2 separate regions of the Homo sapiens genome follow, and region 2 is linked to region 1. Evidence: chromatin contacts called from ENCODE Hi-C or POLR2A ChIA-PET data. All regions are on one chromosome and are shown on one strand. Each heading gives the region's core, a stretch centred on a gene start or an enhancer-like site at or near the end of the contact. The rest is flanking DNA. Distances are from core to core; before and after follow the strand shown.

The links. Hi-C counts contacts between places; a loop is a spot of excess contacts on that map. ChIA-PET counts read pairs that join two places held with the same protein, here RNA polymerase II (POLR2A). Pooled maps may share reads with other maps.
Region 2: a loop to region 1 is called in a pooled map, with 4 times the contacts of the local background. The contact joins two enhancer-like sites. A Hi-C loop is called at or near these places in 1 of 37 single-sample maps with no recorded cell type and 2 of 50 pooled maps. POLR2A ChIA-PET finds 5 or more read pairs at or near these places in 2 of 52 experiments (GM10248 and naive thymus-derived CD4-positive, alpha-beta T cell).

The regions. Positions count from the first base shown.
Region 1 is chr20:19,942,966-19,949,352 of GRCh38, reverse strand. The region is part of intron 4 of RIN2 (Ras and Rab interactor 2); the gene reads right to left. Among named protein-coding and RNA genes, the nearest start is that of NAA20, 71 kb to the left of the region's middle. Within about 2 kb of position 4,117, at least 8 of the 41 ENCODE cell types and tissues checked have a DNase peak (open chromatin) inside an H3K27ac peak, as active enhancers do.
Region 2 is chr20:20,330,562-20,336,948 of GRCh38, reverse strand. All of the region lies in intron 25 of CFAP61 (cilia and flagella associated protein 61), which reads right to left. Among named protein-coding and RNA genes, the nearest start is that of INSM1, 34 kb to the left of the region's middle. RefSeq lists a silencer at 2,203-2,402. Within about 2 kb of position 2,353, at least 4 of the 41 ENCODE cell types and tissues checked have a DNase peak (open chromatin) inside an H3K27ac peak, as active enhancers do.

The DNA.
Region 1 (6,387 bases), core at 2,868-5,367:
TAAACCTCCTCTATGTGTGTAAAACCACACCTTCACTAAGCCGAGCAATTAGATTTTTATTTATTTATTTTGAGACGGAGTCTGGCTCTGTCACCCAGGCTGAAGTGCAATGGTGCAGTCTTGGCTCACTGCAACCTCTGCCTCCCAGGCTCAAGCGATTCTCCTGCCTCAGCTTCCTAAGTAGCTGGGATTACAGGCACACACCACCATGCCCAGCTAATGTTTGTATTTTTTTTAGTAGAGACGAGGTTTCACCACGTTGTCCAGGCTGGTCTGGAACTCCTGAACTCAGGCAATCCCCCGCCTTGGCCTCCCAAAGTGCTGGGATTACAGGCGTGAGCCACGGTGTACAGCCTAGATTTTTTTTTTTTTAAAGTAAAATTACGGCCTGGTGCAGTGGCCTGTACCTATAATCCCAGCATTTTCGGAGGCAGAAGGAGGTGGATTGCTTGAGCCTAGGAGGTTGAGGCTGCAGTGAGCTGTGATCATGCCACTACATTCGAGCCTGGGCAACAGAGTGAGACCTTGTCTCAATAAATAAATAAATAAAATTAAAATTAAAATCATTCAAGACAATCACTTTTGTCTGGGGCATACTTCCAAGTTGCCTTGGGGAGTGTTCCCGAGAAACTGGAGTTTTTAAATGGACAATTTAATATCATCTATGGTAAGATGTGCCTGATTTTTTTTAAGAACAAAAGTGATTTCAAACAAATATTTAAAATGTACTATGATTTTTCCACCAGCCTGGCCAACATGGTGAAACCCTGTCTTTACTAAAAGTACAAAAATTAACTGGGTGTGGTGGCGCGCTCCTGTAGTCCCAGCTACTCGGGAGGCTGAGGCATGAGAATGGCTTGAACCTGGGAGGCGGAGGTTGCAGTAAGCCGAGATCACGCCACTGCACTCCAGCCTGGGAGACAGATGGATACTGCGTCTCCAAAAAAATATGTATATGTATATATTTTTTTCCAGTCTATAGCAGACTGTTAGATCATAATTCAGCTAGGATGGGATTGGTTTAGTTAATTAACAATATCTGAAAACCCCTCATAGAATGAATGGCAAGTCCCCTATGGAGATAAATAAGGTGGTTGTGGCCCGTAAGTCAAATGATGCTTTCCTAGGGGAAGTTCCATAGTTCTCTGGCTCCCTTCCGTGTGTCTGTGCGAGCAGCTGTGTCTCAGCACTGTCAGTATCACATCTGCCTTGGAGCTGGAACCATCTGTGGTCTACCCTTGTGTTTTATCAAGGTACCCTGTTTGCTTCTACTTACATGAGTCATCTGGAGACACTGGGATGACTGGGTCAGCAGTTAGTTGGAGGAAGGATTATCACAGTTTCTCAAAAGCAGCTTGGCTTTCGGCTTGTATCTCAGTTCCCCAAACCCTGGCCCTAGACAGGACTTTCTCTCCCATGTCAGGCTCCACAAGGTATGGAGAACTCTCCTCTTGGAAGAGCAACACCTGCTTGCTTTGCCGGCTTTCCCAGGCCAATCCTGGTGGAATCTACAAGGACTGCCCCAGACCTGGGATTTGAAGGAGTGAGCGGCAGGCTCCGCCCATGTCTCTCCTTGCAAGTCTCACCTTTCTGGCCAGGCACTCCCTGAAAACAGTCTTTACGAAAAATCCTGGCTTTTCTTGAAGCCTGAGGGCTCGTTCCCTGAAGGTTTCCGGGAATCTCCTAGACTTTTATGAAAACAAAGTTTCTCATTGTTTACATGGTAAGTGTTTAATAAGTGGTTACAGAATGAAGACAATGGGCTAATTATCATGTGATAAGTTCTTATCAATAAACAAAAACAACAACAAAAGCAGAACTCAGGTTCCATATTACTTTTGACTCTGACTAAATTATGGTTTAAGATTCATTACCTTGTTTGTCTCCCAAACATAAAGAACTGTAGTTTTGCTACTAAGTGGAAAACTCAAAAACAAAATAAAGCTCTAATGGTGGAAAAGTGTAGGTTAATTTTGATATTTAAATTTTTAATTTTAAAAAATACTTTTTTAGAGATGGGGTCTTGCTGTGTTTCCCAGGCTGGTCTCAAACTCCTGGCCTTAAGTGATCCTCCTGCCTCAGCCTCAGCTTCCTGAGTAGCTGGGGCTACAGGCACAAGCCACCATGCCTAGCCCAATTTTGATATTTTGTAATATCTCAATGTTGTTAGAAACTGACAATGTTTCCCAAAAAGTGATGGATACATCAAGGTAATCCATGGAGGCATGGTTTTAATTTTAATGGCCATTACTTATTTTAATGGTTATATGTATTCAGTGTGTTTCCTAATTATGGTAAAGATACTGAATTTGCTTTTTTTTTTTTTTTTTAAGACAGTCTGACACCCAGGCTGGAGTGCAGTGGTACGATCTCGGCTCACTGCAACCTCCACCTCCTGGGTTCGAGCAATTCTCCCGCCTCAGCCTCCTGAGTAGCTGGGACTTTAGGCGTGCGCCACCACGTCCAGCTAATTTTTGTATTTTTAGTAGAGACAGAGTTTTGCTATGTTGGCCAGGCTGGTCTCGAACTCCTGACATCAGGTGATCCACCCACCTCGGCCTCCCAAAGTGCTGGGATTATAGGTGTGAGCCACCGCACCCAGCTGAATTTGCTTTTCCCTTTTTTTTTTTTTTTTTTTTGAGATAGAATCTTGCTCTGTCACCCAGGGCTGGAGTGCAGTGGTGACACAATCTCGGCTTACTGCAACCTCTGTCTCCCAGGTTCAGACAATTCTTGTGCCTCAACCTCCCGAGCAGCTAGGCAAGCGCCACCATGCCAGACTAATATGTGCATTTTTAGTAGAGACGGGGTTTCGCCATGTTGGCCATGCTGGTCTCGAACTCCTGGTCTCAATCAATCCTCCCACCTTGGCCTCTCAAAGTGGTGCTGGGATTCCAGGTGTGAACCCCGGCGCCGGCCTGGGAAGATCATCCTGTAGATACATCTACATGCTGTTGCTCAGCTTCCTCATTACTGAGTTCAAGCTACTTGGAATGTCTCCTGCCATATCTGGCTCCTACCTACCTACCTGTCAAACTGGGTTCAAATCCTCATCCCTTATCTCTTTCAGCTGCAAGTAATCTGTGGCCCATCACATTCCTTCCCTACTGTCCCCACACCTCCAGGGCCCCTACCCCATTCCACTCTGGTCAGACTTCTCTCCCTTACTAGCCTGGCCTCATCCCCAGCCCATATTCAGGCCTAGCCCTGTGCAGGAATTAATAAAAGGTCTGCTTTAGGCATGACCAGGGGCCTGAGGAGGAGGTGATCTGCAGACAGCAAGGTTTACGGAAGAGGAGGAGCTTAGCGGGCAGGGAGAAATATTCTTAGGGGCACTGGGCAGTTTCTTTCTGAGGCCCCCTAACAAATAGAATCCGCTGCTCAGCTCCAGCCTCAGGAGACAAAGCGTTCTTGTTTCTGTGCTTATCAGGAAATGGGCGGCAAAAATCACCACAGCTACCAAGAGCCACCTGGCCTTTGGCCATCTCTGGGGCAAGAAAAGGAGGCAGCTCCAATCCTTCCAGAAAAACAAATCCTTCCTTATTGCTCATTAATTTCTCCCATGGACACCCCTTCTAAGCTCAAGTCAACTAGCAAGGAGTGGGCTTTGAGTGGCTTTGGTTGTAAAAGTCAATGATGTTCCTGCAGTCTACATAGTGAAAAAAAAAATGATAAGAAAGATAAAAAGAAAAGTCAGTGATGAGCTTTAGTGTAGAATTACAATAATTCTATGCCCACCAATACCAGACATTGGAGACCAGTGCTCCATCCAAGGTCTCCAAATACAGAATGCTTTATTCCAGCACGGAGAATGAGATTTAGGATTCCAACAAAAGTGGCCTGCTGAGTGCAGGAGAAAGTAGAGGGTAGACAGTCCTGGCAGGAAAGTGCTCTTGGATAAAGGCAGGTGCAGTGCATGAGGTCTGAAGAAACCCCAGTGGGAACCCCACACACAGCTTCAGGGGCTTTCACATTCAGTCATCAATTTATCCGGAATCAAAGCCACCCACCTCCTGCCCATGTGAGTGCACTGAAATCACAATGCTATTTTTGGTAAGGCATGTCATAGTTTCAATGGAATCAACCCTGATTCTAGTCTCCCTCAGCCTCCTAATCTTCAGCGGTTAGGTGGAAAGAGGACTCCAAGTCAGACTTGAATCAGAGCCTCAGCACTGCCCCTTCATCACTGTGAGGCCTGCACCCATTACCATGCACTGTTTAATCTCAGTTTCCCTGTGTCTAAAAATGGATTCTTGCTGAAAAAAGGAATCTGTTAGCAAAACAAATAAACAGAACCTGAAAAGAACTTCTGATTCTAAGTGCCTGGACTGTCTTTGAAACTATGAGTAATGGTTCCGCTCCATGGGAGTTTTCAGGATGACTTCTTACCGTCTTCTAATTTTTGGATAGTCACAAAAAGAAAGCAAGGCAATGTGTTTCCATTCTAGGACTGACAAATCCTGTGGTATTAACACAACTCTGGAGCTTGTTTTGGCAGCATTTCATGTGACCTGGGAGAAAGCAAAACCCCAAAGCTTCTACAGGCCAGCTTCCAGCAGGTCCTGGAAGCAGGAGAGTTCTCCATCTACCATTAGTGTCTAGGCTCAACCTGGACTCTGGTATTGCCATCCTCAACTTTCAGATGGAAAAAGAAAAAAAAAAGCCACTTCTCTTGATATTTTTGTGTTAAAATTTCCATGTATATCATGCTTCTCCAGGAGCTTCCCTTCAGCTGCATGCCAGACTAAAATCTTTTTCCAGGCTGTTGTCTTAACCAGCTGCAATGGCAAGAAAGATACACCCTGGGATGTGGCATTGCCGGAGGGCCCAGGCTTCTAGCTACAAGAGGCCAATGCAGGGGTCATCTTATGAATCAAGGATGAGACAGAAGTCAAGAGTCTTGTGCCCACCATGGTCCTGATCTTGGGGCAGTAGATCCTTGACCATGTATCAAAAGGAACACAAATATACACCTCAAATGCCAAGCTGCAGCCAAGATGCCTGGATAGGTGGGAGATGAAGCCAGGACTTAGCGGGGTTGGGAGAAGAGAGGTGGTGGGTCTGGGATCAACAACTTGTGGAAGAATATTAGTACCAGAGGCCCCTTATGTAGAGAGACAGAAAATAATGGCCCATACTGAAGATATCTATCAACTAAAAATCTTTGGCACAGGACAAATTCCAATTTGTGTTAAAGACATACACACACACAGAGCAAACAAAAAATTCCCAGAAAAACTTCAACTTCAAAAATACATAGAAGTTGATATCCAATGATTTCTTAACACCTTCAGACATAAAAATATTTCTTTAGAATTTTGAAGTTCAGAACTTGAGTCTAGTTATAGGTAAAAAAAAAAAAAAAAAAAAAAAAAAAGGATATTGAAATGGAATTAAACATGTCTCTGTAATATTCTATTAGTCTGGAGAAGAAGGGAAACCCCAATCCATTATTCTGGACACGGCAGGACCCTGGCCTGGCTAACACAGTTGACAGCATGGAAATTGCCAGGTGAGCAGAAGAAACCTTTTACCCACCACCCAGCATGGGAAGAGTGGTGGGCAGAGAGGCATGGGGAAATGGATTGTCTTAGAAGGACCCCTGCATATTTAGCCAAGTTTTAAGGGCTATCAGAGGCCATCCAGTTTATCTCCTTATTTGAGATCAAAATGCTAGAAATTGATAAAACTGGTCCTAGGTCCAGTTTTCCGACTTAGGGAGTTTCCCTAGAGCAAGCAAGTTCATACTTAATTCCTCAAGGCCTTTTTTTGTCCCATTAAACTCTAAAAGGAAAAAGAATCACTAGCATATTTGGGGTTACAGATTTTATTCCTCCATGGCGAAGGGCTGCTGCTTTTTGAGGGTGGAGCCCCAACTTCCTCAAAAAAGATTTGTAAGAGCATGTCACAGTAGGACTATTCTGAAAAACCTTTAGGGCCTTTGGTAATTTTTAAGTTCTATCAACTGAGGCCCAGCAGAAGAGGACACAGAAATGGGAACAAAAGCTCATGTCTGCCTCCAGGGAGACGCTGCCATTTCGGGAGGTAAGAAAAAGTGGTAGCTGTTTTGCCCAGGAACTTCCTCTGGTTGACTCTCCAGCTAGAGATGAGAAGGCCAGATACAGAGCGAATGCTGGCAGAGGCTTTCATTTGTTCCTGTAAAAATAAGAAAGAGGAACAAAGAACCTGTTGTCCTGGTTGCCCTTGGAGCTGAAAACAGGCAGAAGAAGGAGCCAGGCGGGCTCCAGTCTTGGTCCCGATGCCCTTCAAGCCCGGGGCATGCACCCTGCTTCACGGAAAGGCAAGTGTTCCATGGATTGGCAGTTTCTAGTATTTAATTGCTCTGGGTTACACTGGTGTTATTTCCTAGCAGATGAATTCTAACTA
Region 2 (6,387 bases), core at 1,104-3,603, 390 kb before region 1:
ACCATGGTGAGAGAAAGCCCCTGCCCCCAGAAATGCACACATGGTGGGTGGGGGTGGAGAATGTCAGAGCCACTTATGATGGCCTGGCATGGCAGGGCTGCAGAGGGGTGCACGCTGGGGAGGTGGGGGCTGGAGTGTGTTCCACAAGGCCTGGCACTGTGGCCCTCTTGACCTCACTTCTTTGTCCTCTCTGCAGCTTCATCCCTAGGCTACCTCTCTTGGGCTAGTGTTTGCCAAACTTCAGTCACTTGGGAATCAATCGTTTTCTGTGTGACTACATTACTGAATACTTCCAAATTTTCTTAAAATTTTTTTTTTTTTTTAGAGACAGGTTGTTGCTTTGTCACCCAGGCTGGAATACAGTGGCACAGTCATAGCTCGCTGCAGCCTCAAACTCCTGGGCTTAAGTGATCCTCCTGCCTCAGCCTCTCAAATAGCTGGGACTATAGGTGCACACCATCACACCTGCCTAATTTTCTATTTGGAATCTTTCAGAAACGGGGTCTTGCCATGTTGCCCAGGTTGGTCTCAAACTCCTAGCCTCAAGTAATCCTCCCAAGTAGCTAGAATTACAGGCACCAGGCCTGGCCCAAAATTTTCTTTACATTGATTTGTCTTTAAAAAAACTGAAATAATTACTTTTGTCTTGTCCTAAGTAATGATACCTATGAAATCACAGGTTTGATGTGCTCGTTATGTTTTATTCTAATTCCTGTTGGAACAAATCCATCATTAGTAAGATGTGGCTGTGCTGCCTGAGCTATCCTGCATACCACCTGGTGGGTGCTTGCTACACTCTGGGAGGCATCCTGTTCTATTATAGCTTCATGCTGGAGGCACACTTAGATTCATCTGGGGACACAAACCCACAGACTCTGTTGCACACCATTTCTGTGCATTATCTCATTTCATCCTAATTCTAATCCTAGAAAGTGGGACATGCTGGCCCATTTTACAGATGAAGACATAGATTCAGAGAGCTTAAATGAGTTGCCCAAGGTCACAGAGTTAATAAGTGGCTGAACTAGGTCCTACCCATAGTTCTGTGTAACCCATGCTCTGAACAACTGTGCAACCAAATCTTATTTCCTTATGCTTTTTCCCGAGTCTTTCTAGCAACTCTCTTAATCACCCCAGTTTCCCAAGTATCCCCTACATTAGCTAGGATTAGATATGATTGAAATTACAGAAAGTTTCAAAGTAACTGTGGCTTTCAAAAGGCAGAAGTGTACTTTTTTCAGGTAGAGAAGGTCTAGATGGGGAGTCTAGGGCTGCCAGGGTGGTTCCATGGACATCAGAGCAGAGTACATTCATAGGGGCCTTGGCCTCATGATTCAAAATGGCTGCTGAGCTCCAGCCATCACATATATGTTCTGGGATGAAGTATGGGAAAAAGAGGACTCATCTCCTTTCTTCTAAGGAGAGTTCCTGGAAGTTTCACAAAGCACTTCCATTTATATCTTATTGGCCAATAGTTGGCCATATGGCTTTCTTGGTTGCATGGGAGGCTGGGAACCACTGTCATTTATTTTAGATATGATGTACTTCCTTATAAATCAGAATTCTGTTCCTGAAGGGGAAAGAGAGAATGGATGTTTTATCAGCTGTGATACCCCGAAGACTCTACAGCATCTACTTTTAACAAAAATCTTTTCTTAAATTTATGAAAATTGGGAGATGTTTTTGGTTGAGGTTTCCAGAGCTAGAACATGTTTATCACTCTAGACTCCAACTACTCCAAAACCGAACACTCTGGGGAAAAAAACCCACAGAATATTTTCCATGTGTGACTTCTACCTCCAAGCCAGTGGGAAACTCCCTGTATCCTCAGAGTCCTACATGTTCCCATCTGGCCCGACCTGGCTTAACTGCAGAGAACAGGCACAATTTGCATTCACACTGTCAGGTAGGGTTATGATCATTTTATTCTACTCATGAAAGAATGTAAATTCATGCATTTCAGTACAATTTTCAAAAATAAGAATAGGAACAAGTAAGTATTTCTAGTTATTCCTGGGTTTGCTTGGAAATGAGACCCCATGACACGAGCAGACACAGCCCTGATGCCCTGCAACAAAAAATCCCAAAGACTGAGATGGAAATCGGACTGAATATTTCCTTGAGTTCAGCCTGAGTTTGCAAGAATCCGTATCTAGTCAATTTTTTGATTGCTTTGAGGCAGATCTAGAAAGGTAAGATTAATGATTTTGAAAGCAAAACCAACTAGTTCTTTGATGACCAGTTGTAATTGTCACATGCTATGATTTACATAACCGAAAGAGCAGCAGCCTCGAAATATAATTTGGCTGTGGTCTCATTGTCACAATGCAGAGCTGGCCTCAGATGTTTCCTGCTCTGCAGAAAAACGGCTTACAATTCATTGGCACTAAGACTGAAATTCTAATTTTCAGCAGAAATCAGCTATTTTCTGAATGGCTTGTAAAATTCCTCTCTCTTAATGCTACAGAGCACTGTTTTGCCAATGATCCTGGTTTACCTGGGAATTCAGAGGCTAACACTATGGCCACACACAGCGGCTTATGCCTGTAATGCCAGCACTTTGGGAGGCCGAGGCAGGCGGATCACTTGAGGTCAGGAGTTCGAGACCAGCCTGGCCAAGATGGCGAAACCCCGTCTCTACAAAAAATACAAAAATTAGCAGGGTGTGGTGGTGCATGCCTGTAGTACCAGCTACTTGGGAGGCTGAGGCAGGAGAATTGCTTGAATCCGGGAGGCAGAGGTTGCAGTGAGCTGAGATTGTGCCACTGCTCTCTAGCCTGGGCGACAGAGCGAGACTTTGTCTCAAAAAAAAAAGAAGAAGTTAACATTGCTTAAAACTAGGTGCCTCCCACACCCTGGGCTCCCTTGCCTGGCAGCACTGGTGCTGGGAGGCACTGCTTTGCAAGGCTTTCTCTGCTCCAAGTGCATGGTTTGCCTCTGCTGGAGGCCACTGGGACCAGCATGATGTGTGTTGTCTGTGAGCTGAACACCCAGAGCTGTCTCGGAGGGAAATCCTGACCAGCCCACAGGCCCCACGACCTCCCCTGACGAGGGAGGGAGGCTGAGCTCTCTTGCAAGCACAAGTTTTCCTTTAGGTCCTTTGATGTCTATAAGAACATGGAATCTGACCTTCTGTGCCTTCATCAGGTCACATTTGCTCTGGACGGGACCAGAAATTCCCTGCCACCCTTGCAACCAGAGTCTTAGTTTTCAGAATGTTGAAGAATTACCTGAAGGATCTGTCTGCTGTCCATTTGTTTTTCTGAATCCCAGACACTCAGCCCGGGAACAGCTTAGAAGATGGAATATGTTAATTCATGAATTACGAATCTAGCCAGTGCTAACATTTCTCTCCTTGCTCTGATCTCTAAGGAGTGGGAAGCCACACATATGGGCTGAGTTGGTGATCCATTCTCAGGATGCAAGTTGACTAAACAAAGACCGATGCTTGCGTTGGTGGTCTCTCCATCTCAGCTCAGATTCGTGTTGCTGACCTGGCCTCAGTTTCCCATTTACTAATGTCCTTTTTCTTTTTACCCCAGCTCTGCCACTTGTCAGCTTATGTAATCTGGAGCTAGTTAGCGTTAGTCTCTCTTAGTCTCAGTCTTCTTAGCTGTAAAACGGGGATAATGATGGTCCTTTGTTCCAAGAGTTACTATCCGAATTCAAGGAGACACTCCAGGTAAAAGATGTGGCATTATGCCTGGCACAGGGGAGAGGCTCCGTATCAATGATTATTACTGCTATTGTTCTTAATTATCCTATTGCATATGTTTGTGTAGGCTGCTTCACATCCTTTCTGGTGTGAATTAGAAACTAAAATATTAAAATACTTTTTTGTTTGCTGCTTAATTCAAAGAAAGTCTTTCTTTGGCATAACTGCAGTTTTTCTCCTCAGGGAATGCTTTTCCTCCATTTGAAAGTACTGCATAAATTAATTTGCCTGCCATTTTATAGAGCAATAAAGGTAAGAGGACATCGTAACTAGCTTTCTTGAAGTTTTGTCTTTCACTAAAGAATTATGTGGAAATGGGCCAGGTACATTGGCTCATGCCTGTAATCTCAGTGCTGTGGGAAGCTGAAGTGGGAGGATTGAGGACAGGAGCTTGAGACCAGTCTGGGCAACATAGGGAGACGCTTGTCTCTACAAAAATTAAAAAATAAAAATTAGCTGGACGTGGTGGTGCGTGCCTGTAGTCCTAGCTATTTGGGAGGCAGAGGCAGGAGGATCACTTGAGCCCGAGTTTGAGGCTGTAGTGAGCTATGATCATGCCACAGAACTCAAGCCTGGGCAACAAAGTGAGACCTTTTTTAATTTAAAAAAGAATTCTGTGGAAACAAATAAAAATTGCATGGAAATTGTTAAACTGAGGCCTTACTTTTTTTGTGTCTGAATTGATGAAAATTAAATGCAAACTGTCCAAATGGAGTTATTTCTTTGCTGTTTTGCCTGCTTACTACACTGGGTGAGCCAAGTAAATCAAAATAGTTAAACCAGTTGTTCACTGAACATATTGAGATGGCAGTTGGGAAAAGTGGCCCCGGAATTAAGGCCCAGGCATTCTAAAGCCCAAGCAGGCTGAATTTTCTTCTGACCTGTCTGACTTTTGGTCTTACTTGCCAGAGCGAACCAGTTTTCTTGTAGAAATAGCATAATGTTTAGACACTTAAGAATTTTGTTTCTATTTAAGTTTATCCTGAAAGCACAGCCGCGGGTCATTCACACACTTTGCCATGGTGGGAAGCTGGGTTTGGCAGTGCCTTACAGCAATGTCTGCCGTCAGGGTACAGGACTGAGTCTTAGTGCTCTGCCTCTTCCCTTTTAGTCCATCTACAGTATTTGTTTGCACATTGCTGGTTTCTTAGGGGCTGCACTAATTGAATTTGCACAATAAATCTAGTGCCCTGGAAGTTGGCCAGCTATTTACATTGATTTGTTATATAAGTTCAGCACTAATAGTATGAGGCAAGGTTAGCATTTAATTCTGCAGAAAAGGGGAAGCTCTTAGTGCTTCAGCTTCCCTTCCTGTGCCTGTCTGCTCTCATTCTGCTTCTCTCTTCATAGAGAGCACAACCATTTTCCTTTAATTAGGCTGCAGAGAGCCCAGGCCAGCATTAGGCCAGGCGGCCACTCAGCCTCACTCACAATCATGCCCATTTCCTATCTATTTTCTGTAGGAAAAGAAAAAAAAAAGTGTATATGTGCACATATAAACCCCCACGAGTCAGGGGGACAAAGGAGCAAGAGAGAATGACCTTTTGTGAGGCTGAGGCTGCAAGAACTAGCAAACTCCATAGAGCAAGATATTTCACTCCCTTATTATTCCTTTGGTTAAAGTAATGGCTCTTTAAATTCTGAACAAGTGCTCAGTAGAAATATCATTGACCAGGACAGAACACACACACCATGTTTGAAATGTGTTTAAAATAATTTTAAAAATAAATAATGAATACATGTTAAAAATAATTCTCTTTCAGCAAATAGGCTTTTCTAATTAATGTGTTCCTTTTTTTTTTTTTCTAAAGCTTTTACAGAGAGAATAATAAACCACAAACTGTTTCTTCACTTTTTTTTGTCACTCTTAGGATTTCAGGGTTGTGGTTTCCAAAAATCAAGCATGAAAATTTAACTAACATATTCCTAGTTCATATCTCACCAAAACACAATAAGAGGGTAATGGATTACAACCCACAGAAGAGTGCAGGAATCCTTAAGTCCACAATGATAAAGATGAATGAATGAGTAAATAAACGGAGGAGAAGGGACAATTCTTCCTTACAGTAGGATGCTAAGTAATAAATATGTAAGAATTATGGAAGTAGAAAAATCACCATTTGGTAAACAGTGCAGTAATAGTTATTTCAGCCAAGAATTGTCCATGGAGTCTAAAATTTGTAGAAGAAATTATGAGACATAAGGTATTTATATAGTCTCAAAGTATCACTAATTAGTTATGAAGGTAAAAATACCTGTATAAATAATCTCAAAGTAGCAGCTTTCCAGGGGAAGAAACCTGCAGCCTCCATTCTAACCAAGTGATCACAGTTAACAAAACTGCTGGGATCCAGCTCACCAGCTGGTGAAGGACACTTCACTCTGAGAGAGGACATTCTCTTGAATTCCTCACAAGGTATCAGAGCCCCATTTTTTTAGAGCTGGGAGGGATAAGAGATTACAGATTTTGGCAACCTTCTTGTTCTACAGGTAGGAAAACAGAGGCCCACCGCTGCACCTGCTGAAGCCCCCATGGTCTGGTCCAGGAGCCATGAGCCACCAGCGGCTTCTGAGCACTTAAAATGTGGCTGGTCTGGGCCAGGTGTGGTGGCTCACACCTGTTAATACTAGCACTTTGGGTGGCTGAGGCAGGCGGATCACTTGAGGTCAGG